2 separate regions of the Homo sapiens genome follow, and region 1 is linked to region 2. A link is a loop called in an ENCODE intact Hi-C map of the cell type or tissue named here. Cell type or tissue: heart right ventricle. All regions are shown on one strand. Each heading gives the region's core, and the rest is flanking DNA. Links, peaks and the distances in the headings are about the cores only. Region 1 holds the start of DDX25-AS1 (DDX25 antisense RNA 1). Region 2 overlaps CDON (cell adhesion associated, oncogene regulated).

Region 1 (15,879 bases), core at 6,380-14,379, 55 kb before region 2:
GGAGTAATGTATTCAGTCCATACATTACTTTGTGGAGAATAGATTTCTTTACAGTTTTGAATCAAATGCTAGATCTCTCTTGTCTCAAAAAGGTCAGGAGATATGCTAGGAGCAAAGCCCCTTAGACACCTGAGCAAGAGGCTGTGCTAGCCAAGGGGAGAGGCAGGGAGGGTCGGCGCTGAGGTGGTCTCCAGGGGCGTGCCTGACGGAGGAGGACCTGGCAACAAGCTCGGGCATTTCATTTCTGTGCATCTCCATATGCCAACTTGTCTGCCAGGGGCCCGAATTCTGCTGGCAGATTGAGTGCACGTGAGGGCAGGAAGCTTGGGCTCAAGTCCTGCCTGCCCATGAACCTGCTCTGTGGCCATGGACAAAGCCACATCACCTGCCTGGGCCCCACCTCCCCAGGACTCTTCCAGCTCTACAATCCTATTCCTCCCTGACACCACAGTGCTATCATGCTTCAGCCTTTGACAGGCCTGCGTGGCTTGAAGACAGAGACCATTTGTAATGGACCTGGCTCTCTGTCAGGCCCAGCACCCAACCCAGTGCCTAGCACCCCCTAGATGTTGCACAACTATGGCAAGAAGGAGGGAAGGAGGAAATTGTGTAACCCCAATTTGTAGTAGAGTTTTGTCTTAGCTAATGTGTTTTATAGTAGGGGTTCCCAACCCCCGGGTCACTGACTGGTACCGGGCTGCCCAGCAGGTTTGTGGCAGGTGAGCGAGCGAAGCTTCATCTGTATTTACAGCCCCTCCCCATCACTCACATTACCACGTGAGCTCTGCCTCCTGTCAGATCAGCAGCGCCATTCGATTCCTATAGGAGCACAAAACCCTATCGTGAACTGTGCATGTGAGGGATCTAGGTTGCGCGCTCCTTCTGAGAATCTAATGCTGATGATCTGTCGCTGTCTCCCATCACCCCAAGATAGGACCATCTAGTTGCAAAACAAGCAAGCTCAGGGCTCCCACTGATTCTACATTATGATGAGTTGTATAATTATTTCATTATATATTACAACGTAATAATAGAAATTAAAGTGCACAATAAATGCAATGCACCCGAATCATCCCGAAGCCATTCCCTCCACACCCCTGTCCGTGGAAAAGTTGTCTTCCACAAAACCAGTCCCTGGTGGCAGAAAGGCTGGGGATCTCTGAGAGCACTCTATCTCAAACTTTAACATAAATATGATCTCCTGGGGATCTCGTTAACCTGCAGATTTCTAGGTTAGTAGGTCTGGGGTGGTGCTGCTACTAGTTTCCAGACCACACTTTGAGTAGCAAAGTTTTAGAACACGGATCTAGGTGAGGATTCTTGGCTGAAAAAAAGGAGAGTGGGGTTAGGGGTGCTAGAATCCTGGTCACAGTTATACTTTAAAGGTATGTGTACAGGCCAGGTGCAGGAGCTCATGCCTGTAATCCCAACACTTTGGGAGGCCAAGTCAGGTGGATCACCTGAGGTCAGGAGTTCGAGACCACTCTGGCCAACATGGTGAAACCCCTTGTCTACTAAAAATACAAAAATTGGCTGGGTGTGGTGGCACATGCCTGTAGTCCCGTCTACTTGGGAGGCCGAGGCACGAGAATTGCTTGATCCCGGGAGGCGGAGGTTGCAGTGAGCCAAGATCACGCCACTGCACTCCAACTTGGGCAACAGAGTGAGACTTGGGTCTCAGAAAATAAAAAAATAAAAATAAAAGGTATGTGTATAGGCAAGAAACTTAGAAACACAAAGCCATTTGACAAATTATAGGGCTGATAAGCGTGTGGGTGACTTTCTTTCACGTGTTTCTTGCTATAAAGTGTTTGCAAAGAATAAAAACTGCAAAGAAAATCAGTGAAAGGGAAAAAAGCAGTTCATTCTCAGCCACACAGAGGCCATGTGGGGCACACCACTCGTTGCCTCTTACCTGAGCTGCTCTGCACTGCTGGAACAAGGTTTCTGGCTGGGAGGTTTTCAAAATGTTTTCAAACAGCCTGCTTGAGTTTGCTCCAGTTGAGAAGCATCTGAGGCTATGATCACAGCCAAGGGTGATATGTAACAAGCTGTCCCACCTCTGATGCAAATGAAGCCTGCAGAGATATAAGAAAAGCCTTCATTCCTCAGCCAGGGATAACACACAGGCAGACCAGGTGACCAGTGACACCCTTGGCACCCACTAAGAGCGGTAAGAAAAATCAATTTAAAAGTTTGCCTTTCTTACAAAAAGAATTTTTATGAGGCCAAAGCGTTGACAAGTTTGTCAGTCCCAGAATCTGCTAACACCCTCCCGCTAGCCCCTTAGATTTTTTAGTACTTTTCCCCTCCTCATTTTTAGAGGGGAGGAAAAACCATCTTGAACAAGCAGAAAGTTTTATCCAAGGTGTTTGGCAGCGACTCTGAGCTCTAGGAAAGATTTATGTCTTCGTCCTCTGGCACTGCCTAGCGTTAGCTCACTTAAAACAACTGAATATATGAGTTCACTTTATCCTGTCAAAGTAGAACCTAGGGCGGCATGGTACCCAGCTGGGGTCCACGGGGACCCTGAGGCAATGCTCATGTCTCAGTCACTTATGCTGAGCTCAGCCATTTTTATGTCTGTCTGAGATCATTAAAATGAGGAGGGAAGGGAGCAGAAAGCCCTGTGGAATGAATGGTGTGATGGAAACACCACTAGAATCTAGAGGGCTCCGCCAAAAACATGGATTTAGGGGTTCACTTTAAACGCTGCATGTCTCCCATCGTCACCCCTCCCATTAGTAGTCCTTTGGACAGGAGCAAGACCAGTTGCTTGGAGTATGAGCTTCCTGGAGGGCACCTCCAGAGAGGTTTCTCCATGCTGATGATCCCAAGAATATTTTAATTTTCCTTGTTAAGTCATTGGTTTTCTTTGCTGCTGCCCCACTACCATTAAGACTAGGCCCTGTGATGGAGCCCACTGCCCCTGAAAAAGGAACGTGTATTCGGTCCTGGATGGATTCTCCAGGCCAGACCCAGGTCCACCCACCTCACATGGGCACGGGCTCAGGATTCGCCAAGCAGCTTTGATATTAACCTAAGACAGCAAGATTAGAAAAGGCACTGCTGCCCCACAGGACTGCACTGTGCCGCCTGAGCCCAGGGAGGCAGGGGAGCTGGGGGCCCAGGGTCTGTGCCTGCCCATCCGGGAGGACGGTTGCGGGACCCTCTGCTCCCCAGCCCAAGCCTGCTTCCCCTTCCGGAATCCTCAGGCTTCAGCCAGAGGGAGGGGTGGTTTCTGTCTTAAGGGTGGGGACCTGGGATTCTAATAGGCCCTCACAATTTCTTGGCATTTAAAGGTGACAGAGCCTGTCGCCTAGAATGAGAACAGTCCAAGGGCAGGGATTGTGCCCTCCTCCTGGGGAAGGATGGAAAGGAGGGAAGAGCTAGTTAGTTGTTAGCTGATCCTCACACATCCTGAGAAACACTCATGGAAATGCAGTAATGCCATTTCATAAACAAGGAAGCTGAGGGGCTGCATCTGCCATCACACAGTGGAAGTGGAATTTGACTGGGGCCTGTCTGAATCCCATTCTTGGCCCTTTCCTGCGTCAGCACTGCCCAAACCTCAATCATTCCCATAGCACCATCACCATCTTCGCTAGTCTTCACACTACACACAGCTACATGTATATGTAACTAAATTCTTAAATCTACTGATTGTTTAAAAATATAACTAGTTTGATGTGCTAGTTGCATTTTTCCAATATGCATTAGAACAAATAAAAGAATTGTCCATCCACGTGTCACTGGCATGCTGCCCAAAGTGCATCTATCACACTAGAGCAGCGGTTCCCACAATGTGGTCCCCAGATCAGCAGCAGCAGCAGCGCAGCAGCACCTACGAACTTCTTAGAAATGCAAATTCTCGGGCCCCACCACAGACCTCATGAATCAGAAGCCCTTGGGGGTGGGGCTCAGCAACCTCCCCCTCAAACTCTTCTGTTATCCTGATGCCAGTAAATGTTCGCTTTGCTAGAGTGTTTGACCACTTAAGAGTGTCCTGGTCGTTTCACCTGTGTGCCCCCCGGCCCCTCCAGCCATGCCCTGCTCACCCCACCTCTGGGCCTTTGCCAGAGCCATTTGCCCCTCCTGGATTACTCTGATCTCCTCTTCTCACAGTGTCATTATGAGGACAGAGCACATGAAATCAGACTGAGCCTTTCATGGCTGAGTTCAGAAAGACAGTGATTATAATGTGATGAACATCTGCCTCAAGGAAAACACCTTGAAATTTACACATGAGCATGCAAAGTTGTCAGAGGCATTTGAACCAGAGCAACTCCGCCTCAAATAGGCGCTGGGTAAAATGAGGCTGAGACCTACTGGGCGTCATTCCCAGTTGGGTAAGGCATTCTAAGTCACAGGATGAGATAGGAGGTCGGCACAAGATACAGGTCATAAAGATCTGATAAAACAGCTTGCAGTAAAGAAGTTGGTCAAAACCCACCAAAACCAAGATGGCCACAAGAGTGACCTCTGGTCGTCCTCGCTGCTACACTCCCATTAGCGCCATGACAGTTTACAAATGCCATGTCAGCATCAGGAAGTTACCCTATATGGTCTCAAAAGGCAAGGCATGAATAATCCACCCCTTGTTTAGCATATTATCAAGAAATAACCATAAAAATGGGCAACCAGCAGCCCTCAGGGCTGCTCTGTCTGTGGAGTAGCCATTCTTTTATTTCTTACTTTTTAAATAAACTTGCTTTTGCTTTGCACTTTGCTTTTCTTTCTTGCGTGAAATCCAAGAACGCTCTCTTGGGGTCTGGATCAGGACCTCTTTCCTGTAACAAAGTGGCAGTGCTTGCTTATTTTTCTGTGACTCCTTGGGCCAGGATTCAGAAATGATGGAAAGGACCTAGCAAATAAGTGAGTTCCACATTCCCTAGAGCCCTGCAGGTCCAATAGAACTTTCTGCAATGATGGCAGTGTTTCATATCCACACTGTGTTGGGAGACAATTCCCCATGGGTCTCGTGCATTTGTACACATTTTTTATTTTTTTTAGACAGAATCTCACTCTGTCACTCAGGCTGGGGTACAGTGGCACAATCTTGGCTCACTGCAACCTTCACCTCCTGAGTTCAAGCAATTCTCATGCCTCAGCCTTCTGAGTAGCTGGGATTACAGGTGCGCGCCACCATGCCCTGCTAATTTTTGTATTTTTGGTAGAGACGAGGTTGCACTATGTTGGTCAGGCTGGTCTTGAACTCCTGACCTCAAATGATCCGCCCTCCTCCGCCTCCCAAAGTGCTGGGACTACAAGTGTGAGCCGCTGTGCCCGGCCGCATTTCTACACATTTTGTAAGCAGAGGCACTGCTTTTGTTCTGGACACCTTTCAAGGATTTTTGTATTAATATGTAACCAGCAGTCTTGGAAGACAATGTCTTCCTCCAGCACATAGGGCAGATGCTTACTGCACATTGCAAAAGAACCAGGTTTCCTAAACTCAGGGTTCCTTTCTTGTACAGCAACCCACTGTATGTGTGGGTATCCTTTGGCCTCATTCATGTTGCCCTGTGGCAATTGGAGCTCAGGAAACTGGAGCAAGAAAATACTGATACTCTGGTTACTGATATTGCTATAAATAATAAAGTTCTTTGTCTCTGACCCAGGAGTCTCATGTCTTCTGCCAGCATCCATGAAATGGTCAGACTAACTTGTTAGTTTGCAACTGTGGTAAAATATGCGACCCTTCATATTTCTTGTAGTATTGAGCACTTTAAATGTGACTAGTGTGACCAAAAAAATGAAATTTTAGTTTGATTTTAAATAACCACATGTGGCTAGAGGCTACCATATTGGACAGCACAGTTTAGAATGCTCAGGCATAAACTGGAATAGCCGCTGGTCAGGGATGCTGTAGAGGGAGCTGTAGGATTGACACTTAGGTGATTTCTAGGTTGTTTTCAATATTTCAGTTTTGATTCTGTAGCTCTAGGAAGAGTAGAATTATGGAGAGGCCAAGGGTAGAGAGATGCCCTGTCTTTTTATTACATCCAGAGAGGTTTACTGGTATTGTTGAGAGATGAAAGTAAAGCAAAATGGGGGCTGAGTTTGGAGACTGGAGATGAGGAGATGTTTCTAGCATAGAATGCAAGCCTTTTGAAGAAGGCTCGGAGGCCAGAGAGAATATATGGCCAGAGAAGATGAGCAAACCAGGGGTCCTTGAAGAATTTACTCAGCCCTGCCCTCCCCTCCTTCCTGCAGCCTGAGAACCTCCCCCATCTCCTCCTGGCTGGCCCAAGTCTCCTTGGACCCTGCTCGGCTTCCCAGGCCTCTGCCCCTCTCACCTCCTGGCTTAGAACAATCTCCTCTTTGATTGCTGGCTCAGGCCCCACTGACTGTCAGGTCATCTGTACCTAATCAGGAGGAGCAGGGGCCTGAAGGATGATAAACGGGGCTTCTCATTTCAATAAAGTGTGTGCAGAATATTAGAAACAGCTGTGGGACTTGGCTGGCTGTGCCAGAACCTGTGGAGGCCTAGCGTTTGGGGGAGGAGAGTCGAGACGGAGAACACCAGGGCAGAAGTCTGTTTAAAGGGTGCTTTGCCACCTAGGGCTGGCAAAGCCGGTAAGCTTAGTTCAACACCAGCCCCTGCCCGGAGCCCTAGGCCTGGACCAGCCTGGAGAGTGCTCTGCAGTTGGACGACTCTGGGCGCGGCCAGGCAGGTCTGGATTACCCAGCAGGCGTTTATTTACCTTTATCGTCATTTATTTTACAAATACCACATAGATTTCTGTGCAGATTGCTTTTCTCACCTAACAAAACATTGTGAAAATCCCTCTAATTTATTCTCTTTTTTTTAATCAGTAAAATGCACATAACATAAAATTTACAATCTTAGCCATTTTCAAGTATATAGTTCGGTAGCGTTAACTATATTCACATTGTTGTGCGACCCTTCTCCAGAACTTCTTCTCTTCCAAAACTGGAATTCTATATCCATTAAACAACTCCCCATTTCCCCTCCCTCTCCAGCTCCTGGTAGCCACCCTTCTACCTTCTGTCTCTGTGGTTTTGACTGCTCTAGGTATCTCATCTAAGTGGAATCCTAGAGCATTTGTCCTTCTGTAATGTATTGTTTTAAAAGATGTATAACATTACATTACATGGGTATATGTATATCATTCAATCAATACTAATGGTTTTGCCACTACAAAAAAATGCTATATTTTTGTATGCATATCCTCAAATATTAAAGCTTGCTTTTTATCCCCCATAGCATAATTTCCAAAAATTACATAGCTCAAAGAGATGTATATTTTTAGTTTTCATATATTTTACCAGGTCCCTTTCTCAAAAGTCTGGGGTAATTCACATATCCACCAGCTGTGATTAAGAGTGGTTTCTCCCTCATCTTCTCCAGCCCTAGGTATGATCATTCTTATTAAGTTTTGCTATTCTGATAAGTGAAAAGCAGTATCCCATCTCTAAAATTTGCATTTCCTTGACTATTAGTGAGGTTCAGCATCTTTCCATAAATGTATTATCCATTTGGATTTTCTCTTCCATGAATCACCTATTTCTATCTTTTGCCTATTTTTCTACTAGGTTATTTCTCTTTCTTATTGACAGACAGGATCTTTGTGTACCAGATATTAACTCGTTATTGGTGGTACATATTGAAATATTTTCTCCAGTCTATAGTTTGTCTTTTGACTTTACATATAGTATCTTCTATCTTTCTGTTTTCTTTTTTTTTTTTTTTTGTCTTTTGTCTTTTGAGACAAAATCTCACTCTGTTGCCCAGGCTAGAGTGCAGTGGTGCGATCATAGCTCACTGCAGCCTTGATCTCCTGGGTTCAAGCCATCCTCCTACCTCAGCCTCCCGAGTAGCTGGGACTACAGGCATGCGCCACCATACCCGGCTAATTTTTGAATTTTTTGTAGAGACGGGGTTTCGCCATGTTCCCCAGGCTGGTCTGGAACTCCTGAGCTCAAGCGATCTGCTCACCTTGGTCTCCCAAAGTGCTGGGATTACAGGTGTGAGCCACTGCACTCAGCGGTATCTTTTTTTTTTTTTTTTTTTTTTTTTTTTTTGTGAGACGAAGTCTCGCTCTGTTGGCCAGGCTGGAGTGCAGTGGCGAAATCTTGGCTCACTGCAACATCCACCTCCTGGGTTCAAGCAATTCTCCTGCCTCAGCCTCCTGAGTAGCCGTGACTACAGGCACGTGGCACCATGCCTGGCTAATTTTTGTATTTTTAGTAGAGATGGGGTTTCACTATGTTGGCCAGGCTGGTCTCAAACTCCTGACCTCATGATCCCAGCGGTATATTTTATCTTTCTAAAATTTAAGCTTCTTATGTCTCTCTTTTCATCTGTAGCTTCTGAATTTTCTACTTTATTTAGAAAAATCTCTTCAAACTCTAGATCATATATTCTAATATTTTTCCTCATGAAACTGTTTTAAATGTTATATTTAAATCTTTCGGATCTGAAATTTTGTTTTAATAACTTAATGAGGTAGAGGTCGTAACCTTTTTTTTTCATTCAGACATAGAGTCAACTGTGCCTATACAATTTATTAAAGAAACCATAGTTTGAATCCACTGGTTTGAAATACCACCTTTATTGTACCCTATAATCCATACGCACGGGGATAAATTTCTGAACTTTGTTCTATTTCTGCCCTATGGGGCTATTTATCTTGTCCTGTACTTTTAATGTACGATTTGATCCCAGTAACTTTATAGTTTTCCTTAGGCCACTTGTAATATTTCTTTGCTGCTGTTGTTTTCATCATTACCATTAAAAAATTCCTTCCAGCTATCAGAGCCTGTGAATGTCAGTAACTTCAAAACAGGCCAGAATAAAGCCAAGAAGGGGAGGGATGGGCCTGTCCCTTACCTGTCCATGTGCCTTTTCAGGAATCAGCTGAGGCAGTGGCCAGACAACAACATTAGGTGAGCACCCACTACGCATTCAGCATTGCTCTTACCACTAACGACAAAGCTGGAAGACCAGAACTTCCAGCAATGGGGTAACAAGGTTCTTATTTCTCAGCTCTGGACCTGTATCTTCTGCAGCCAGTTTTGCGATGTTGGGCTTGGACCCTACCAACTCCATTTCTGTTTTGCCAGTCACTAGAGGGAGGCTGCAGGCGGGACAGGAAGTGTGGACAGGCTCCTTCCTGTTTGCATCTGTGTGTTCCCTGTGAGGGCACCCCAGCAACACATCTTCACCCCAGGAACAGCAGGCCCCTCCTGGAGCAGCACCTGATCCAGTTTGCAGTGTTCCCAACACTTGCAGCTCCATCATCCACCCCACCCCAGCCCTGCATCCCTACCTGAGAGACCCCAGCACCAGCTGGCAGGTGCCCCTTCCGCAGAGGTCTGGGTGCAGGAGTCCTTTCTTCACACCCGGAGACCCCAGCTCCCGCTGAGTTGAGCCCCCTCCTCAGATGTCTGGGTCACAGGCTCTGGAACCCTCCTTCAAAACTCTTCCTTAGGGTTCTCCAGCCCTGGAGTGGTAGCTGCTCCTGCAGGTGCAACCCCCATGAAAGCTTACTCTTCTCTCTCCTTACCCTCTCCTTACCTAATTAACAACTTCATACCTCATTATCAGTTCCTTATGCTGAATTCTCTTTTCAAACTAACTGGTGTGGTTTCTGTCTCCTGATTGAACCCCAGCTGACACAGGTAATGAGGAATTGAAGTTTTCTGGGAAGTGAGGGCTGCCTCTCTTGGCCGCCCTGCTGAGAGCTCCCTTCCCTCCTCCATTCCCAGAATTATTTGGCTGCTGGTCGCCAAGGAGACGACTGACAATTTCCAGTTGCCAAGCCTCACCCTGGAGCTCTACAGAGACATTATGGAAACTCCCCACTCCTTCCTGCTCCTCAGCCAGGGAACTTGGAGAATCTAGCCAGGTTGGGTGGAGGGCACTGGGAGGGGATAGAGAGGAGGTGACAAGCCTGAAGATGGAGAGAGCAGCTAGAAGTTTCCCTGGGCCCTGGCTTCCCCAACAGACCTCAAAAGTCTGGCCCACCCTTGAAGGCTAGGGCTGGCCTGGTGGGCATCCCCTGTGCTGGGTCCAGACAGACTCCTACCAGGGACCTCCAACCAGACCCTCAACTACAGAGAACTGTCCCTATATTGTCATTCCCGGCCTGGTAGCAGCACTGTTGCCAGATGGGGCAGAACCCAGGAAGAACCTGGGAACTGAAGGGCTAGGAGTCTTTCCTGGGGGAAGGAACTGCAGCTGTCCTGAGCACTTTGCTCATATCAGACAGCACTCAAATGCACTGAGGCCTAGTGTCACAGCCCGGGAAACAGCAACAACAGCAACGCTAATAATAATAATCGTAGTGGTGCAGTAGGTGTGACTCTTACTCTATAAACTTAGGTGCACAAAAATATCCATTTCTCTATTTCACTAAAATCAAGTAGAGTTGAGTTCATTCCTGGGGCTCCTGCCTTTTTCCAGCGTCCCACCAGAACCCGGGGGCTTATTGCTATGGTTTAAATGTGTCCCCAAAATTCAGGTGTTGCCAGTGTGGTAGTATTAAGAGATGGGGTCTCCAAGAGGTGGTTGGGCCACGAGGGCTCCTCCCCTGTGAATGGGAGTAGCTGCCCTTATAAAAGGGCTTGACAAAGGGAGTTTATCCCTTTTTGCCCTTCTGCCTTCCACTATGTGGGGACATGGCCTTCGTCTCCTCTGGAAGATGCAGTGACAAGGCGCCATCTTGGAAGACAACAGCTCTCACCAGACACCGGACCTGCTGGAGCCCCGGTCTTGGACTTCCCAGTCTCCAGAACTGTAAGAAAATAAATTTCTGTTCTTTATAAATTACCCAGTCTCAGGTATTCTAGTATAGCCACACAAATTGACTAAGAAACTTAGGAGGGATGAAACCAAGGGAAGGCCTCTAACTGCTGGTCCATCGTGGTGGTTGTTGGCCTGCTCGTTGTCCAAGCTTTCTGTGGGCCTGTGCAGTCAGCAATAGCTCTCCAGTCCTGTACGCTCTGGGGTCCTGGCCTGCTGTCTCCAGACTCTTCTTCTCCCAGGTACCTAGTGACCTCTGAACTGTCCCCAAACTCAGGGAAATCTCTTCCTCTCTGCTCTAACTGCCCCCAAAGGCACTCTCCTTTCTCCATCTCACCCCTTCCACCACCCGGCATACCTCACACAACTTTTACAAAATTAGGAAGATGTTAATGTACAGCTTCTTCCCTGCAAGAATCCCCATGGCAATGCAGGGCTAGAGGCCTGGTGAAAGCAGCTTCTGGTCTGTTTTTGCGTAGTAGTTTAAGGTAAGCTAAAGACATCGGGACATCTCATTGCTGAGTGTTTTAGTATTCATTAAAAAACAGAAACATTGTCTTACATCATCAAAAAACTATTCTCACATATAACAAAATTAATTTTCTAACTTTTTTTTTTTTTTGAGACTGAGTCTTTCTCTGTTGCCCAGGCTGGAGTATAGTGGCGTGGTCTCGGCTCACTACAACCCCCACCATCCAGGTACAAGTGATTCTCGTGGCTCAGCCTCCTGAGTAGCTGGGACTACAGGAACACGCCACCACACCCGACTAAGTTTTGTATTTTTAGTAGAGAGAGGGTTTCACCATACTGGCCAGGCTGGTCTCAAACTCCTGACCTCAAGTGATCTGCCCGCCTCGGCCTCCCAAAGTGCTGGGATTACAGGCGAGAGCCACCGTGCCTGGCTTCTAATATTATCTAATAAACAATTAGTCCCATTTCACAGAGGAAAAACTAAGACTTGAAGTGGGTGAGTAACTTGTTCATCGTCACTCAGGTAGTGGGAACAGAACCAAGATCTGAACCCTGATGTGATTCCAGCTCTCCTCTTTCTTCACATCTCTGCACAGCAGCTTATACGCTCTTACTAATCCACCATCCCGCTCTTACAACAGCTCTGAGCAGTGTCAGGGTGAGCATTGCAATCACATTTTTAACCAATCAGGAAACAGAAGCCATGAGTGTTTTGCTCCACATGCCCAGGTAGGGCTGGTTGAGAAAGGGCTCCGGGAATGGAAAGCAGATGGAAGGAGGGTCAGCTCCCAGGTGAAGCTGGCGCCAGAAACTAGGCCTCCTTCCCTGCGGCCCCAACAGGTGCTCTCCCAGCACTGTCACTGCCTCAGCCTTGGCCTGCGTCTGCCTCCCCTTCCTTCCTCTCCTGATCTGTTCACCTCCTGTTCCCAACCCTTCCATCCAGGGCCTCCTTCATTTCCTCTCTAGTCTCTAAGGATCAGTTTACAAAGTGACTAGGCAGTGGCCCCTGCCTGTCCTCTGTCCCTGTTGTCCTCCTTCCTTTCCTTAGCCATGAACACAGCCGGGGACACGTTGCCTGTGGAGCCTCTAACCCATTTCCTCTGCAGCCCTCGGCTGGTCTCCTGCTGGGGTCCCGGAGGGCCGGGCTGGCCCAACAGCACACATGGAGAAGCCATTTCCTCCAGGAGCATCTGCTCCCCTCCTCAGCCCAGCTGTCCCTGTCCTTTCACATGCTGCTGCTCCAAAGCCCTATGATTTCAGAATCAGGATTCAAAATGGTCACAAGGCAGGAGAGCTGGGTTAAAACCCACAGCACAAAAGGAGGGGCCTGTAGGTTGGCTCAGAGGCACAGGGATGTGGTGCGAGACAAGCGTCATCTGTCCCTGAGTTTACCAAGTACCCACGGTCTGGTGTAGCTGCTGCCCATGCACAGCGGAGGGTCCTGGAGAGGAGGCAGCTGCAGGCACCTGGCGCTTGTTCCAGCCGCACCACTGCCTCGTCCAAAGACACAGGGAGACTCAGGGAGCCGCCGCTTCCTCTCAGGAGAGCCAGGTGTGCCCAGCCATCCTCAGGAGCCAGGGGAGGCCTCAAGGGGGCAGTGTAGCCAACATGCCCTGATACAGGATAAACGTTAGCTGAGGGGGATCCGTGAAACTCAGTAAATAACTGAGCAAGACTTTGAGCATTTTTATCAGAAGAGAAGGGATTTAGCAGTTCCACAGGCCCCTGGCCAGACTGAGTGAGCCACAGTCTCAGAGTGGACGGGGACGAACCAGAGAATGTCCAAAGACGGGGAGCAACCTGGGGCACAGGAAATCAAGCCATGGGGAGAAAATAGGGGAGCATTTGAGCCCATTCATAAAATATGAATAGCAATGCTTTCTCATGGGGCTGTTGGGAACCCCTAACCCACGCCTGGTGTATGTAAGTGTACAACAAATGGTGACTAGTATTATTTATTTAGGTGGAGAAGAGAAGAGCAGCACACGCAGTTTCAAATAGTGAATGACTTTCATCTGGAAGTGAGTGGGGTTTGAGTAATTTTACAAAACTTCCATGAAAGAATTCCCCAAGGATAGAAGTGTCAGGGAAGCAGATTTTCATTCAACTTAAAGAGAAGGAGGGCGAGAGCTAACATTGATTCAATGTATCTGCGTGCCATGCTGGGTGCTTGTGAGGGGTTTAATACTGGTGGTTGTATGTCATTTGTCCAATAACTTGAAGAGGGAGTTATTATTATTTTCATTTCACAGATGAGGCCACAAGATGGAGACGGAGCGGGTTGCTCACCCAAGTTCATGCAGCGCCCATCTGACGTTCCCCCGGGAGGAGCTGCAGGGCCTTCTTTCGAGGAGGTGGCAGAGGGGCTTCCTGCGTGCAAAGGAGGGTCCCACCAGCCCTTTTGGAACCTCAGCCTGGTCCTCCAGAATTTCACCTCAAACTACTGGAGTCTAGGTCCTGAGTCCCTCCTTATAAGCCCCTCATTTCTGAGTTCAGCTACGAGGCCACTCCAGGGACTCCAGGTTGCCCCTTAGTCCACACAGTTGCCTGTCCTTCCCTCCAGGCTGATGTGAGCCCTGGGGGCCCAGGCAGGCTGGGGATGGAGGCCACGCAGTGAGGGTGGAGAGCACAGGCCCTGAGCAGGAGGGGACGATGAGAAGCAGGCACCAGAACCTGGGAATCCACAGCTTTACCTGCCCCAGGGCCCGGCTGCTGAGCTTGCACAGTGCAGAGCACAGCTCCAGGTGACCTCAGCTTGGATGAAGCTCCTTGGGAAGGGGGGAAGGAGGGAAAGAGAGGATCTCTTGTCAGGCCTCCAACCCTGCCACCAGAGGATGGAAAAATCTGACCCCATCCCTGTGCCTTAAACTTAGACGCTCAAGAAACATTTGTTCAATTCATTGTTTACGTTCTTTGGTTAAGAGGTATAAGTAAGTTTAAGAGGCAGGAGCTATACATGCATAATCTCATGTGTTCCTCACAGGAAAACCATTAAAGGAAGAAATTGAAGCTTAGAGAAGTTCTGTAAGATGCTGAGGTCACACAGTAATAAAGAGATAAATGTGTGTTCTCATTACTGCGCTTTCTTGTCTCTCAAAGCAAGGAACCAGCTCACCTTGTCTCTCCCAGCTCCTCACCTCCCGAGGCAGCAGGGACAGGAGCCCTGGGCCTGTTCTCCCATTCCAGACACATCTCTTCTCTTCCAGACAGGGGCTGTGGCTCTGCCATGGGGTTCCTGTTCTGGCAGAGCCAGGACACAGGATGGGGGTAGGCTTCACCTCTGTGATGGTCTGTTTTATGTGTCAACTTGGCTAGGTCATGGGGTACCCAGATATTTCAAACATCACTCTGGGTGTTTCGGGAGGGTGTTCTGGGGTGAGATGAACATTTGAATTGATAGAATCAGTAAAGAACATTGCCCTCCCCAACATGGGTGGGCCTCATCCAATCAGGTGACGGCCCGAACAGAACAAAAAGGCTGAGTAAGATGGAACTCCGCCTGCCTGACTGCCTGAACTGGAACTGCGGTCTTTTCCTGCCTTCAGACTCAAACTGAAACCTCAGCTCTCCCTGGATCTCAAGCCTGTGGACAGCAGATCTTGAGATTTGTCAGCCTCCATAATCACATGACCCGATTCCTTATGATAAATCCCTTTCTGTATATACATACAACCTCTTCGTTCTCTTTCTCTGGAGACCCCTGACTAATATACCCTCTCTCCCTGACTCTCCCTTCGAGGGTCCCCTTCCTAAGGGGAAAGAGCAGGTTGAGGAGCCCCACCTGACTTCCGTGTTCCTGATGCCCCAGCTGAGAAAAGGCTGGGGGGCTGATAACGCAAGCAGCGTAGACTAACTCTGCATCAGCACAAGCTCTTGCCACTGCCAGAGGATCCTTTAAAGCTCCCCTGATTCACATGGCTAGAATTCTCCCGTTCTCTCCAGAGACAGGGGCCGGCCACCCTGAGGTGGAGAGTGCTGCCGGATCCCCACACTTTATTTCCATAGGAACCTCTAAGGGAGATCGGAGGAGATTCCCAGTCTGGGGAGTGGGGGAATCAAATGAGTGGCCCGTATGCACTGGTCACCAGGGGCAGTCAAACCTGACTCTCAGGGACCACCTGCCATTCTGCTCCATAGCTGAGTTAGGAGGGAAAGGGAACTCGAGACCCTGAGGAAGGCATGGAAGGGCTTGGCCGTGGATCGAGTGAGGGTGGGATAGGGGTCTGTCCATACAGCCTCTTCATGCAGCCACTGTCCCAGGCAAGTGAGAAGCCAGAGTGCCACAGTGACATCTTGGGCCCTGGAGGAGCCACCTGGAATTCAACTCTGACAGCTCCTGTCTTGGCTGAGCCTTGGAGAACCTGAAACCGGACATCAGATCCCCCTTCTCACTGGGGTTCAGGAATCTCATCCTCCGTCTAACCCTGCCACCAGAGGATGGAAAAATCTGACCCCCTCTCGGGCTGTCATTCAGAGACAGCTAGACAACAGGATATGCTCCAAGAGCTAGAGAGACAGAGAATTCAGAGAGCCCTGGACAGCAGGAATGCTGGGCTCCAGCCCAGCTCCGGGATCCAGACTTGATAGTTCAAATCTAGCTAGGAGCATGAATGGTGCACCTACTGCATGCTGGGCAC
Region 2 (15,879 bases), core at 2,724-10,723:
CAAGGTCTCACTCTCTCGCCCAGACTGGAGTGCAGTGGCCCGATCTTGGCTCACTGCAACCTCTACCTTCCAGGCTCAAGCGATTCTCCTGTCTCAGCCTCCTGAACTAACAACGTTGGAGTTAGTTACCTACTTCTGGGCTGCTTATTTTGGGGATAACACATTTCCTCACTGTTGAAGCCTACTGAGAGGAGATTGTCGTGTTCCTTGCAGTTGACAGTATTCTCAAAGTTGTTGTGAAGATTAACTGAGACTGTGGACGAGTGGTTTTGCTCGTAAACATCTAATGAGCTATTTCTATTGTTCCCCTGTGGTGTCTTCTCTTCTTAAAGACGGCAACATTTGACAGTGAATCTACCTATGTAGGCAGAGTTGAGAATGTTCAATTTAGAATCAGCAACTGCTAATTCTAAACTTTACTACACTTAATTAAACAAGTAGATAGAAGTTACATATCTGTCATTCAAGAAACCACCTTTAACATATGTTGCACTTCTCCTTAATATTCTTAAACTTTTGTTAGTATTCTCATTCTCACAGCAATCTAGAAAGTAGTCAACAAATATTTCTAATATCTTTGTAAAGAAAAACGGAAGGGTTCATGACCAGCCTGGGCAACACAGTGAGATGCCGTCTCTAAAAAAAATAAAATAAAATAAAAATAAAGAAAAGGGAAGGGAGGTGATTTACTTAGAGTCACACAGAAACTAATGAACAGGATTAATGATTATGTAAACTATTTTTTAAACAAGCATTCTAGCCCACATATTATACATTTGTTGGGACAGTCTAAGTGTATGCACCTAGAAAATGGTCCAAAGCAGAAACTTCCTTAGGCAAATACATCAATAGTCATGTCCAGGCACGGTGGCTCACGCCTGTAATCCTAGCACTTTGGGAAGCCCAGGTGGGTACATCACCTGAGGCCAGGAGTTCGAGACCAGCTTGGCCAACATGGTGAAACCCCATCTCTACTAAAATTACAAAAATTAGCCAGGCGTGGTGGTGCGCACCTGCAGCCCCAGCTACTTGGGAGGCTGAGTCATGAGAATCACTTGAACCCAGGAGGTGGAGGTTGCAGCGAGTTGAGATTGTACCACTGCACTCCAGCCTGGGTGACAGAGTGAGACCGTGTCTCAAAACAAGACAAAACAAAACCCAGAATATATCAGTAGTCAGAAGCAGTAATCCAGGGTTGGAATTCTATCACTGTCCAGGGAAAAGCAAAAATTCTCCTACCTTTAGTCTCGCAGATCATCACATTGCTAAATTCACTTTCTCCTCCTTCATTGAAGCATTGCATTTTAATGTCATAGGAGGTTTCTGGCTGCAGGTGGCCAATCATGTGCCACTGCTTTGAACCTAAAAGGAAAAATAAAAGGCTTTACACATCATACAGCCTAAATGATAATGTCAATATAATTAGTTAATGTTTTCAGGATGAGGCTGGAGCAGCATCCACTACCATCCAGTAGTTTGTGCAATAAAAATGTACTTAATAGTAAGTATTTGACTAATGCACCACAGATAAACAGCATTTCTATTACACGGCATGAAAAAAAGGTAAAGAGAGGAGATAAACTGACCTAAAACTATATCTGTGTGTTGGCAATAATACTTGTTTCACTAAAAATAATTAGTGGGAGTCTTTCATAAAATACATGTTAATTTCATGCATAGGAAAGAAAGCCCAAGTCCTTTCATCCCTATCTTAACCCAGCAAGTCAATCCATGTTCCCCCACCAAAAAGCAACAGGACATTTGGGACCAGCAAAAGGTACACTACCCAGAGCAACTGACCAGTTACAAGAATGGCCTTAGCAAAGCTCCCAATTCCACTGTCATGGATGCAACGTGAACTGACATATGACCGAATGCCTGAATAAACTGCTGAGGATCACCAAAAAGCAAAATCTACTCTGGGAAACTCTTGGCCACCACCCCCACTCCTGCTTTTCTTTTGAGTCAAGATCTCCAAACCACACAAGTATCTCTAGCAGAATGATTCTGTTATCCGTGGCACACAGCCAACATTTCATTTAGAAACACTCCTAAACTGAACACTCCAGTAGAAATCACTCTTCATGTTGACTTCCATGGACCTGTGACAATCTTTCATAAGCAGGGACACTTTTGCCAGATTAAATTAACTCTTCAAGCACCCTTAATCCCTTGTGGAAACATCTCTTCAGACTGTCTCCACTGTTTCTTAGGAACTCAAGTATACCCCCAACTGATTTAAGAATTAATTAAAGGGGGAGAAAAAAAGCAAAACAAAACCACACATGCAAGTTAAATCTACTTGGCTGAACAGGACCAATATCGCCAGACTCCTTTCTAACTGAACACAGACAAAAATATTTCAATCTGAAAGTACAAGCCTCTTTTCAGGTCAACAGTACAAAACCCTTCACTTGTACAGACCCGCGTTTTTTAAGGAAGAAAATCTGCTTGTTTTAGGATCGTCTCTGAAAGGCTCAAAAGTGAGGAGTTCTACGCCCCATTTATAAATGTAAAAAGGACCCCCCAAAAGATGTTGACTCCAAAACTGGTTGAAAATGGAATAGATCTGTCTCTGAAATCCAAAGGCTTTCCAAAAAACTTCTTTTTTTGTAGTCTTGGGTCTTTCCCAACCCAGCCCTACACTCACCTACACTATAAATATTCTCTTGAATAATTACTACACTAGATTTGAAGTTTTCCTTTCATAGCGTTCATAAAAATGGCATTAAACTAGGCTTCTGATATGTTACTAAGAAGAGAAAAATAGTTAAAATGATACATATCTTGTTAGATTAATATTCCATTGTTATAGTTATTCTTCCACTGGCTAAAATTATAGGAAATATCAGCAAAGAGAAATAATTTTACTGATCATTGATGAATAAGACAACTAAGTACATCATTAGGTTTAAAACTGACCAACCAGCATGTATCCTTTGATTAATAGGCAATTATTTTCCCAAAGGATATTTTAGAAAAGGTAAGGCTTTACCTCAGAGAGAAACCAAAACACAGACTTAAAGATCAGAATGACTGATATTTTACTTGGAATTGACTTAACTTTAGAAGATAAAAATATTCAACACCAAAACACAGGTGTGCTGGAAACATTTATAGTTTATCTAAATGTGGAACCTAATTCAGAAAATAGGATAGCTTAATTGTCCTTCTCTTACTGTACTCTTTTACAATTTGACTTTTAATTTTATTTTCAAAAGTTTAAATTTTGGGTCAATTCACAAGTCATCTAAAACTTAAAAAAAAAAAACTTTAAGTACAAAGGATGAATACTTCTGTTCCTGTGATTTGGAGAACAGACCAATAGTTTCCAACTGCTACAAAAAGAATTTCAAATGCATAAACTTGAAAATATAGAATAAGCAAATTACACAGCATAGTGAAGTCCACTTAAACATCTAACTGCTCAGTATGTTACATTTATAAACAAGTGCTCTGTGAACCTAAGGCAAAACTCACATTTGCAGACACTACTACTAGATATAAAAGCTTCTTAATTTCCAACTTCCATGCTCAATATGCATATTACAGAATTTTGTAAAAGCTCAAAGATTTGACTAGAGAATATAGTTGGAAAACTGTTTATTAGTGGATATTTCTAGAACATAGAACCAAGAAGGGTGATGATGATGAGAGAGAGAAAAACAGAGAGACAAAGACAGATACTCATTTTATTTACATGTCTTGTTTAGAACCATTTTATGGCAAATATTTAGCCTCTGTCAAAAAATTCTTAAAATAAAATTCTGACGTCCCCACTGCCCTAAACCCAGTGAAATAAAAGGAAGACCTAGACAGGCCCCAAATGGAGGACAATCACTATTAGGTTGGTGCAAAAGTAACTGCGGTCTTTGTCATTAAAAGTAATGGCAAAGACCGCAATTACTTTTTACTTTTGCACCAACCTAAATATTATCCTTCCATTTCTTTTTAAAAATAGGCTTTTTACTGGCATAAAGTATGCATACAGAAAAGTCTACATAACTGTACAGCTCAATGAATGTTCACAAGCTGGACATGCTCATGGTACCCATATCTAAGTCAACAAAGAGAACACAGGAAAGCCCCCCACCTCAAACATCCCCTTATGCCCCTTCCAGGCTCTGCTTTCCCATGAGACAGCTACTATCGTGAGTCCTAAGAGCACAGAATAGTTTTGGCACTAAAAGTTATGGCAGAAAAGAAACAATCATTCCCTCATTCAAAAAATATTTATTGAGCACCTACTATGTGCTGAGCATTAAAAATTGGATCATAAATTTCTCATTATATTACAAAAGTCATTCCACTGGATAAATATGAAAAGGACTGCTACAGTATTTTAAGAAATGTGATACAGCATAATGTAATTTATTATAACACAAACTATATGCAGTATTTCATGTCAAGAAGTCATATGGAAAATAACCTTGGCCTATGGCAATTTTCTGACATAATTCACTAGGACATTTCTTATTTCAAAGAATCAGAATCTTGGAGTGCAAAAAAGACCTTGGAAAAAGCCTTCCTCCCAAAGCAAGAATCCCTTCCAAGATGTCACTGAGAAGCGGGCATTCAGCTTCAATTGAGCACTTCCAACATTAGGGAGTTTACGACTTTGTGGGGGAACCTATGCTAGAAATGCTACGTCAGAAAGTTCTTTCTTACGCTGCTTTCTTGCAACTTCCCCTCCCCCAATTGACTCAGCTCCTCTTCCACATAACAGTCCGTAAATACCTGAAGGTAGCTATCGTGTTGCTTCTGCTAGTCTTTTTCAACCTGAATATCGTTAGAGATTCCCTTGTTCTTTGTGGACTCCATTCATACATGAATTCAATACTGGCCACCTCACCACTGTAGGGGCTGGACATAGCAGTGGGAGAAAAGGTCCTATGCTCACAAGGGAGTTAACATCTAGTAGAGGAGACAGACTTTAAGCAAATAGTTTCAAACACACACACAGTCTCTGTCTCTCACACACACATGCGCGCGTGCGTGCACACACACACACACACACACACACACACAACCACGTGCTTAAACTTTGATAACTGCTATGAAATAAACATAAAGGGTATGGTTAGAAACTACAGCAAGGTACCCTCTCATGCAAATGAGAGGAAGTCACCCGAGGGGAAGTTATGGGGAAGAGTTCACTCCCTGTAACTTGACTGTCAAACATTTTGAAAAGTGGGACAATTTTTCTGTGCACACAACTAGGTAAAGGCAACAGGAACTACCCTGTGCCAAGGTCCTGAGGCAAAAACGTCTCAGTGCACACAAGGAAACTGAAGGAAGTGCCAGAAAGGGAGAGATGCAAGAGACGTGGTGTAGGCAGGGGCCAGCCAGGTCAGGTGGGGCCTTCAGGCCATAGGCAAAATTGTGGATTCTATTTAAATGCAGTAAAAAAAAGCAGTTTCAACACTCTTCACCATTTTAGCTGTTTTCTTTCTTTTCTACATGCATTCCAATTTCTCAGCATCTCTACAAGTGAGCAAGATGCTTAAGACATCATCTTTCTAGGACAGACTCCAGTGAAAATGAGTGAGATAATATTTTTTTAAAGTAGCTAGACATTATAATGGATTTTTATACTCAGGTCACTGTTCATTTAAATGAAACAGAAATCAAAATTTTCTTTCAGATGAACTACTACTGATTAATCATATTTCCCCCAAATGTTTGTACAAGTTTCTGCAACCAGAATATAAGGTGCTGCATATATTAAGCGGGAAAAGGTGGCTTTCTTTGGGACAAATTCAACAGCAATAACACATACACCATTCCATTTTGTACTGTCTTAATTTGGGATGATGCATTTTATATTCATAAACCTTCTTTCTCCAAAGCGCCTTTACAGGGACTCCAGTGTGCCAGGGGACTTACCTTCTACAACATCCCTCTTGTAATCACTGTCATTGTCACTATCTGTTGGTCGGTAATAGATATAAAATCCTTGAATGGGAGTGTTATTGTTACTTGATGGAATGTACTAAAAAACAGAAGCAAAGACTTGTCAAAGAGAAAAATTAATGTAACCTTCTCATTCATTAAGGTTTCTTTATCTACTTGGTCACATTTTTCTAGGTTCATTTTGCAAACATACTAATAATGGCCATTTTTAATTTACTTCAAAGGTATTAAAAGCATTTAGCTTATTGCGAGGTTAAACAGAAATAAGGCAGTACGTTTCCCTGGGTTCAAAAGCATAAAAGCACATTTGGTTCAAAATGAATCATGATGGCAATTAAGTTAACAACATTTGGATAAGAGCCGAGGAAACAATAATTTTCCTTTTAACCCTGCCCCTCCTCAAAATATGTGCTCTTATTTAGACAAATATTGGTGCCCTTGCACTTCCCCTCAATTAAAAGTTCAAAATTTGCTGTTTACTGTATTGTGTCATGAGAATATTAAATTGATTGTTAACATGACCAAACCACAAAATCTCATTCCAGAAGATGTGTACTGACCGTCCACTTTAGCATGATCTGAGTATCGCTGACAGCCTCTGTGTATGCAATGTGAGGTCCAGTTATTGGACGGCTGGAAAAGCGATTGGGGAACCCAACCACTTGATAAGGACGAGATGCTGAACTCCGAAAACTCTCACCATAATGGTTGATGGCAATGACCCTAAATTTGTATGTTGAACCTTTGAGGGAAAACAAAAACAAACAAACAACAACAACAAAAACATAACTAAGAAAAGCTATAATAAGACAACTAAAGGCAGAATAGTCAAAATATGGCAATTGTGCTGAAGTACCTATCTATACTAAAGTATCTAAAGCCTGTATGGTAAATAGATTTCAACCCAATTGACAATCTCAATCAACTGGGAGTGGCTGCTCCGTGCATGGTGTTCAAGATCCCAAGACCTTCTTAGGAGTCACCAAGAAAGAGCACTGCAAAAGATTAATGACATCTCAGGGAAGAAGCAGGTAGAGAATAGGAAAGAGGACATTTGCTCTTTTCACCATCCTGTTCTAAGTCATACCCATCAATGACAGTATTAGTTGAACTATCTGTCCCCAAAACTAGGTTCTTTTCACTTTAAAAGAAACAACTGAAGCACGGTTTAATACGGTGAATACACTCATAAAGAGGCACTGTGTGGGCGGCCGCAGATGTCACTCTGGTTTCACTGCTAACAGTGTAAGAGTAAGAGGGAGCAGATTTAACTACTGTGGAAGGAATTGTTTGAATTAGATATTAGGAACTTTAAAAAATGTAGAGGACTGTGAATTTCTGAAAATCGGAACCTAAAGAATAAATTAAAATCCTAAAGCAAGTTTCCTGATAGCTCAAAAATAATTACTGAGCTTCTGAAGACAGTGTTTTCAATCTATGGAATGTTTCTTAGCTTCAACCACATTTAAAACTGATGCTTCTCCCAACTATACCTACATGATCCTATGCTGCGCATGTTGCTTGTTTTGACAGCCACAGGCATTTGCTACTAACGTACATTTAAAAGTCCTGAAAAAAATTGCCATGAAACCTAAACGAATGAAAGTACAGAAAGTTTATTTATGCTTTTTGTCTTTTATGGTTTAATTTCTCTCATATAGCCTCAAGATTCTTGTGGGGAGGGGAGGGTTCCTCTGCTGAAACAAAACTTAAAGAACAAACGCGTGTTCATCACTGACTCATGTCCACAACACTAAGCACTGAGTATTACAACCGTGCTGAAATTCAGCATCAGATCAAATAATTTTTGTCAAATAACAAGCAATTTTCCTCTTATTCAGTCACAGCAAAACACACACACACACACACACACACACACACACACACACACACACAAAGATGTACACCACAGTATTTCTAACTGTAAATAAACAGAAATAATCTAAAGCCCAGAAATAAAGAATAGGTAAGTGGATTATGGTATATTTATTTATATGAAAGGTAAATCTCTACTAAAAGTTGAGTTTGTGAAGAATTTTTAATGATACTGGAAAACATATACGATAAAATATGGGGAATATTGGATAATAAAACAATATTTATGGCACGATCCTGCGGTGGCTCACGCCTGTAATCCCAGCACTTTGGGAGGCTGAGGCAGGCAGATCACCTGAGGTCAGGAGTTTGAGACCAGCCTGACTAGCATGGTGAAACCCCATCTCTACTAAAAAATACAAAAATTAGCTGGGCGTAGTGGCAGGCACCTGTAATCCCAGCTACTCGGGAGGCTGAGGCAGGAGAATCGCTTGAACATGGGAGGTGGAGGTTGCAGTGAGCCGAGATTTCGCCACTGCACTCCGGCCTAGGCGACAGAGGGAGACTCCATCTCAAAAAAAAAAAAAAAAAAAAAAAAGGCTAAGAAAAAATACAACGAAATATAAACAATGATTATCTCTGAATGGGTGAATTTTAGGTGACTTATTCTCTTCTTTATATTTTCTTTATTTTCACATTTTTATACAATAAGCGTGAATACTTTAACAATTCGAAAAAAAATATAAGACTACTAAAAATATGCATCTGCCAGGTGCTATGGCTCACGCCTGTAATCCCAGCACTTTAGTAGGAGACCGAGGGCGGCAAATTGCATGAGCCCAGGAGTTCAAGACCAGCCTGGGCAACATGGCAAAACCCTGTCTGTACAAAAAACACAAAAATTAGCCAGGCACGGTGGTGAGTGCCTGTAGTCTCAGCTACTTGGGAGGCTGAGGTAAGCCATGATTATGCCACTGCACTCCAGCCTGGGCCAACAGAGTGAGACCCTGTCTCAAAATATATAAATATATGGATCTAAAGTTCACATCGATGGTAAAAGGAAACGTTTGAATATTACTACCTGGTTCTAAACTACGAACTTCCACTGAAAGTTTGGAAGGAGGGATGTCTTCAGCTGCCACCAGCCAATTGCTGGTCCTCATCCGTTTATATTCGACTTTGAAGGCAGTGATTGGAGAACCCCCGTTTGCCCGAGGAATCCAAGTGACATAGACTGATGTCTCTGATGCAGTGGAGATGGTAGGCCGATCTGGTGCCTCTGGAACTAAACACGGAAACGTTCATTTCAATAACCCACCATGTCAGAGACAAGAATAACATAGTTAAATTAAAGGGATAAGTCCCAAACTTCATGTTATTAAAGGTTCTTCACCAAACTTTTTGCCAGAGTTTATAACATTTACAGCAGTCTTCCTGTCCTCTGTGAAAATCTAATGGGAATACAGGAAATAAAGAGAAAGTAAAATGATCTATAAATTTGATAATTAGCTCTGAAAAACTGAAAGCTAACAAGTATGATCATTTTGACCATGCTATTCAGATTCATGGCTGAAATAAAATGTAAGTATTATTTGGTGCTTCAAGTTTGATTGTGGTTAAAATTTATAATAAATCTTCATAATTATGTGTTATCTTATTTAAATGTTTTTCTTCATCTATCCAAGCTACACAAAATGCACTCAGCAATCTACTAATTCTTATACTATTACTATTCCATATTATCTTAATACACCTCAAGGCTATAGGAAGGTTACTCCAAAATACAGACTATAAGTGGCAAAGAGAGATAAAATCTGACTGATAAAATCAATACTGTTAATAAAGGGGAGAGAGAATGCTGCTCAGGATGAATACGGGAAGACAGGATATGTCATTAAACAAAAGTGCTAGCAGAAAACATGATCCACGTGAACATGTAGAAAAGGGGGTCAGGGAGCTAGGGTCTAGCAGTTTTCACTTAGCACTGCCAAGGAAAGGGAATGCCCTAACACACCAGGTAGATGGTCTAGACTCTGCAGGAGGTGAAAACATGAGGAGTAAGCTCATCAGCCATTGAAACCATGTATCTAACTCTTCTTGATGACCAAGTGATATGGCTTGGATACTTATTCCCTCCAAATCTCATGTTGAAAAGTGATCCCCAATGTTGGAGGTGGGGCCTGGTGAGAGGTGTCTGTGTCATGGGGGTGGTTCCCTCATGATGGCCTGGTGCCCTCCCCATGGTAGTAAGCAAGTTCTCGCTCTGTTGATTCACACGAGAGCTGGTGATTTAAAAGCATGTGGCGTCTCTCTTGCTTCCTTTCCCACCATGTGATGTGCCTGCTCTCGCTTCACCTCCCACCATGACTGTAACCTGAGGCCTCACTGGAAGCCAAGTGATGCTGGTGCCATGCCTGCATAGCCTTTAGAACCATGAGCCAAATAAACCTCTTTTCTTTATAAATTACCCAGCCTCACGTATTCCTTTATAGCAACACAAACAGGCTAACACAACAAGCAATCTTGTGGTTGTAACTGGCTTCCCACTTGGTTCCTACAAGGAAAGAATGCTGACAGAAATAATCCGGTCTGTATGACAGTGACATTGCAAATTTGTAATTGCCATTCTGCTTTGCCTTGATCATCTGTGAACTGGATAGACATGAGCCGGTTTTTGAGAGACCAGTGATCTTTTGGCATGCTGACAATCAAGTTTCTAGAGCTGGAATGTGGAGGGCCAACTCTGGGCCATGGTGACGCTAGTTACTTTGAGAAAGCCACTAGGGAGCCCCATCTCTAGCCCATGCCATGCTCCTCAATTGAGCAACACCCTTCCACCTCAACATGTCTTCAACCCACCATACAAATACATACGAAAGAAGAAAATAAAGTTGAATGTGGTATTTGTATGGAGAAAACTGTAGCATTTAAAAAAAATAAATTGCTTAAGGGATAAAAGAGGAATGTATTCAAAGCAGGCAATGCTGAGTGATACTTACTGTATTCCTTTCAAGTTAGAAAGCAATGAAAACAGAATGAATAGTATGGTTAGTGAATCTTTTTTAATACTAGAAAAACCAAACAACTTCCTTATGTTGATTCGTCTGAAATCAAAACTCACCAAACACCACAGTTCAAATAGGAAAAAGAAAGTTATTGGGGAAAATGTCTGCACGGAAAATAATACCTTCCATATCTAAAAGAAATAGCATGTGACTGTTAACAAGGTAGAAAAGAAAGACGGCACTGGAGTTAGAAGCGGACTTGGGTAGCAAGCCGTTTCTCCACTTTCTGGACGATCTGAGGCATCGTGCATGGTTAACCTCCTCATGTGTCAGTTTCCTAATCTGTAAAACAGATGTGGAAATCTGTTCCTCATTAGGTTGTTTTGAATATTAAATAAATCTTTTCTTGTGGTTATTTCTTCTTGGACAACTCCAAACTCATCATTTCCAAAACTGAATCCATAATCTTCACCTAAAAACTCTTACTACTTATCTTGGTAAATGGTCTTCTGGTGCCCACACCCAATCCATCATCTTTCTCCTTCTCATTCAGTGTGGACTCCATTCCCTTAATCTCTCATACAGGTCCTCCCCTTCCTCCATCCACACTGTCACTCCCCTTATTTCTCTAGCCTTTTCTTTTGCTATTCCTCCCTTCTCCTTCTCTAACATCCTTTGGGGTTCACTATAGCTTTCAAGGAAAGATTCAACTTTGAAGCATATCACACAAGGCATTCCCCACAGTAACCAGTCACACTAAATAAAATCTCTAACCTCTCAATCTCTAAACATAATAGAACATATCAGCCACTTGTCGAGATGTCTTTGCTAGAAACTCTTTTGCTGTTTCATCTGTCTGTATCGTCGTTCTCCTTTGAAGTTTAGCTTATGATGCAGAGAAGCCTCTCTTATCTACTCACCCTTGTCTACACTGAGTGACTGACTTAGATATTTCTCGTGAACCCATAACACCAAGGGTATAATCTCGAGCATAAGCAATCAAAATTGTTATCAGTTTGTCTATATTATCCACATATTGTTAATGGGTTTAGGTATTTATATCATCCACTATACTGTAATTTTTTTAAAAAAATAGAAACAGGATCTCACTCTGTCACCCAGGCTGGAGTGCAGTGGAACAATCATAGCTCACTGCAGCCTCAAATTCCTGGGCTCAAGAGATCTGCCTGCCTCAGCCTCCTGAGTAGCTAGGACTACAGGTGTACCCCACCACACATGGCTACTTTTAAAATTTTTTGTAGATACTGGGTCTCACTACGTTGCTCAAGCAGTTCTCAAACTCCTGGACTCAAGCGATCCTCCTGTCTCAGCCTCCCAAAGCACTAGCATTACAGGCGTGAGCCACTGTGCACCACCATGCTAGGCCTATATTGTAAACTTCTTAAAGGCAAGGATTATTTTATCTTTGCTGTTCCAGCATTTTATACAGTATCTGCCAGAGGGTGTATAAAATAAATGGTAAGGTTTTTTTCAGACATTACTTTTATTCACATGAAATTAATACTCATATACGTAATCTGCTTAAGGTAGCTGAAACGTGCCTCAAAGATAAGAGCACTCAAGTAAAAGAGATTCATGATATTGAAGATACAGAGGTGCTTCGGAGGGAGTTCAAAGTGTTATAACCTGCTTTTGTCTGACATCAATTCATGGAAAACTGTAAAAATATGGAAGAGAAGTCTGAAAATTCTCAGAGCTTAGCAATGAAATTTTAAGTCTTCCCTAGATGTCCTGCCTGATGTTTTAGGACAATCACAAAAAGCACACCTGGCTATAAGTGTAGTGCTCATATAAGTGTGAAATTGAAATACTAAAAAAGTCTTTTGAAAATTATACAGCTAAGACCTTTAAAAACCATAAGATTAACTAGATATAGCAAAAAATAAAAATAAAAAGTAACATGTAATCCTTCAGTAAAATAACTTACCACAGGTACCACTATACATTTTGATGAGTCACACACATGAAAAGTGAGATTTTCAGAGTTCAAAATATAAATGTCCTTCTCTTACCAGAGAAGAAACAGAAAACTCCTTCCTTTTTCTTTTTTTTTTTTTTTGAGGTCTCACTCTGTCATCCAGGCTGGAGTGCGGTGGTGTGATCTCAGCTCACTACAACATCTTCCTCTCAGACTCAAGCGATCCTCCCACCTTGGCCTCCTGAGTAGCTGAGACTACAGGTGTGTGCCACCACACCCAGCTAATTTTTTTGAATTTTTAGTAGAGACAGGGTCTCCCCCTCTGTTGCCCAGGCTAGTCTCAAACTCCTAGTCTCAAGTGATCTGCCCACCTCAGCCTCCCACAGTGCCTAGCCACAAAACTCCTTTCTTGAGTTCTAAAAACTTAGTACCAGAACATTTTGAGTCAGAGTTAATGAAGTTAAGTACTAATCATGATACTGAGATGCTAAAGTTTAAATATAGGACATTAAAATTGTTGAAATAGAACCTAAAAGAACTGTATGGTAAGATATGAAAATAAACAAACACCCTATTCCACCCCACCTCCCAAAATCTGAAGCAGGTCAGTTATATTTGTAAAGAAACAATAAAATATTCTTCTTTTTACCTCCACTGTGCCTAGAGGAATCTGTAAGTACCACTCCAAAATTGTTGTTTGCAGCCTCTGAAACAACGGGATACTTAGGGATGCCCACGGGTGGAGAGGATGCCTGGGTGTTTTTTGATGACGCTGTTTTTTCTAGAAAGGTAAATAAACATATACAGTAACATAAGCATATATGTATGTAAAGTGGAAAAAAAAGAGTACTGTGAAACTTACCTGGTATGTGGTTATAAATTTATGAACTTATCAGACACAGCATCTAAATGTAAGACCTACTTCATAAATACTTAGCTGATCTGAGGAACTGACCAAAAATTACTTTGTTTTTTTCTAGTATCTTTAAAATAAAGCTAAAATGTCTTTCTTCATTCTAACTTTACGTATGCAAAAAAATAGGTGAAAAAGCCAAATGACTAAGTGTTCAAACTATTAGTCCATTTTTCTTTTTACTGTATATATTTCTTAATTCTAAGCTATAAAACTCACCATTAAAGAGCTTCTGCTAAGTTTTCTAAGGAAAAGCCTCACATTGTTTTAATATTTCAAGAGGCAAAAAGTGAAATTGATTTGTTAAAAACTGAAATGCATGATTACTCAGTATTTATAGGTCAGACTCCATGAACACCTAATGACTGATTATGAAAATGAACTCAAGATACATTTAAGATAGAAAGTACTCGTTATTTTTCTGGCCAGACTTAGTAATTAGATGAAAGGGTCTTTTTCAAAAGCCACTAGTTGGTTTCTTCTCAATCTTCATACCTCCTTTTCGTTACAGTGCCATACTAAAATACTCTTCCACCCAGTTCCCTTCTCTACCCACTAACGTCTCTTTGTTCATTTACAGCCAAGCCACGATGGCATCTTTTTTATCAAGCCTTCCCTCACAAGCCGCCCTGCAGAAAGAATATCCTTCCTCTGTGCTTCCCCAGCACTGTCCTTGGAAATCTCCTGTGGTACTTGGCATATTCTGGTCTCTTTGCCTACAATCCTGCCCACCTCCACACTATCCAGACTCCAGCCAGCTCAAATGTTCCAGCTCTTCTCAGCTCACTCAGAGGTAAAATCAAAGTCGTCCCAAGGTGGATGGTGTGCTGTGTGATGTGGACACCCCGTTGTTCCCTGGGATCTCTCCCCTACAGCCTCCTCACCCACGTTGCTCCCATCACAGCAGCCCCATCGTGTTCCTAGTGAACACCATGTACACCCAACCTTGGGCCCTGGCACTTGCCATCTCTGCTGGGAATGTTCTTTCTCTAGGGAGACACGTGGCTTTCTACTTCCCCTCCTTCATGTCTCTGCTCCGATGTCGACCGCTCATTGAGGACTTTTCTGGCCACCTGCTTAAACTGTTAACAACTCCTACCCCATATACTTCCTGTATCCACCCCCTAACTTATATCTCTGTTAACACCTTCTAATGTACTTATAACTTACGTGTAAGTCTCTCTCAACTAGAATGTAAGCTCTACAAGGCCACAAGTTTTGTCTGTTTTGCTTCTTGCCTAACATGTAAAAGGCATTCAATAAATATTAGCTGAACTGAATACTGTCTTGTAGTTGGTATTAAGTTACACATCTTAGCTTTCTTATCAAAGTATAAGCTCTGTCGGGATGGATCTCATTTTGACCATCTTCATTTTCCCTATATCATCTATCCTCATTGCCTTGTATAACATAAGCTTTCAAAAACATCTGTGGAATATTCTATAGAATAGGACAATACAATCACGTAAATGTGACCCCAAAATGGAAGGGGGAGGCTATAATAGGGTCGTTTAGTGAATTTACATATAGGAATTTCTACTATCCAAAAGAATTCTGGTTGGGCACAGTGGCTCACGCCTATAATCCCAGCACTTTGGGAGGCTGAGGTGGGCGGATCACGAGGTCAGGAGATCGAGACCATCCTGGCTAACACTGTGAAGCCCCGTCTCTACCAAAAATACAAAAAATTAGCCGGGCATGGTGGCACGCACCTGTAGTCACAGCTACTCGGGAGGCTGAGGCCGGAGAACTGCTTGAACCGGGGAGGCGGAGGTTGCAGTGAGCTGAGATTGTGCTACTGCACTCCAGCCTGCGTGACAGAGCAAGACTCCATCTCAAAAAAAATAAATTAATAATTCTCACTAATAAATTGACATCAGGGCAGCCAGCTCATTCCTCCAAAGGAAGCCCTCACTCACCTTTGCTGGTTCGGAAGGTAAGCATGGCAGGTTGGCCTTCACCTGCTGCGCTTCTTGCTACCATCAAGACTTCATAAAGACTAGATGGCTCCAGCTCAGCTAAATGGAGCTCATTTTCACTTCCTGGGACTCGAACCGTGTGCCAGCTTCCCAGCATGCCAACCCCATCATCCAGCTGCCCAAGAGAAAACACACCAGAAAAGAAAAGCAGGAGATGGAGGATAGGAAATCTTTCGGTCACATTTGATCAAAACTAGGATTCATTTAATTCTAGAAGAGTTTTAAGAAGTAATACAGCATGGTAAGTAAAAAAGACACAATACTTCTTCATATTAAGAAATAGAAGATCTGCTGCAAGAACGCTGCAATTCTCAC

What was found. Peaks named below come from ENCODE experiments on the same cell type or tissue, not always from the same donor. Only the 100,000 strongest peaks of a DNase experiment are listed, where the experiment ranks them.
Region 1: a loop joins it to region 2, with 4 times the contacts of the local background. A loop is called at or near these places in 2 of 110 quality-filtered maps.

Annotation. Positions count from the first base shown.
Region 1 is chr11:125,929,390-125,945,268 of GRCh38, forward strand. It overlaps DDX25-AS1 (DDX25 antisense RNA 1), which reads right to left and starts at 9,653. Exons shown (of 4, transcript NR_199024.1): 1 at 9,297-9,653; 2 at 1,916-2,078. RefSeq lists enhancers at 3,569-4,522, 5,874-6,438 and a silencer at 12,745-12,904. In heart right ventricle, for the core only: CTCF peaks have their summits at 12,826 (motif pointing right) and 13,027; DNase peaks (open chromatin) are centred at 9,822, 12,402 and 12,782; H3K27ac peaks cover 1,916 bases.
Region 2 is chr11:125,988,398-126,004,276 of GRCh38, forward strand. It overlaps CDON (cell adhesion associated, oncogene regulated), which reads right to left. Exons shown (of 20, transcript NM_001378964.1): 10 at 15,505-15,679; 11 at 13,322-13,453; 12 at 8,810-9,013; 13 at 6,474-6,655; 14 at 5,887-5,992; 15 at 1,240-1,362. Among named protein-coding and RNA genes, the nearest start is that of VSIG10L2, 50 kb to the left of the region's middle. In heart right ventricle, for the core only: no CTCF peak of the experiment used is centred there; no DNase peak of the experiment used is centred there.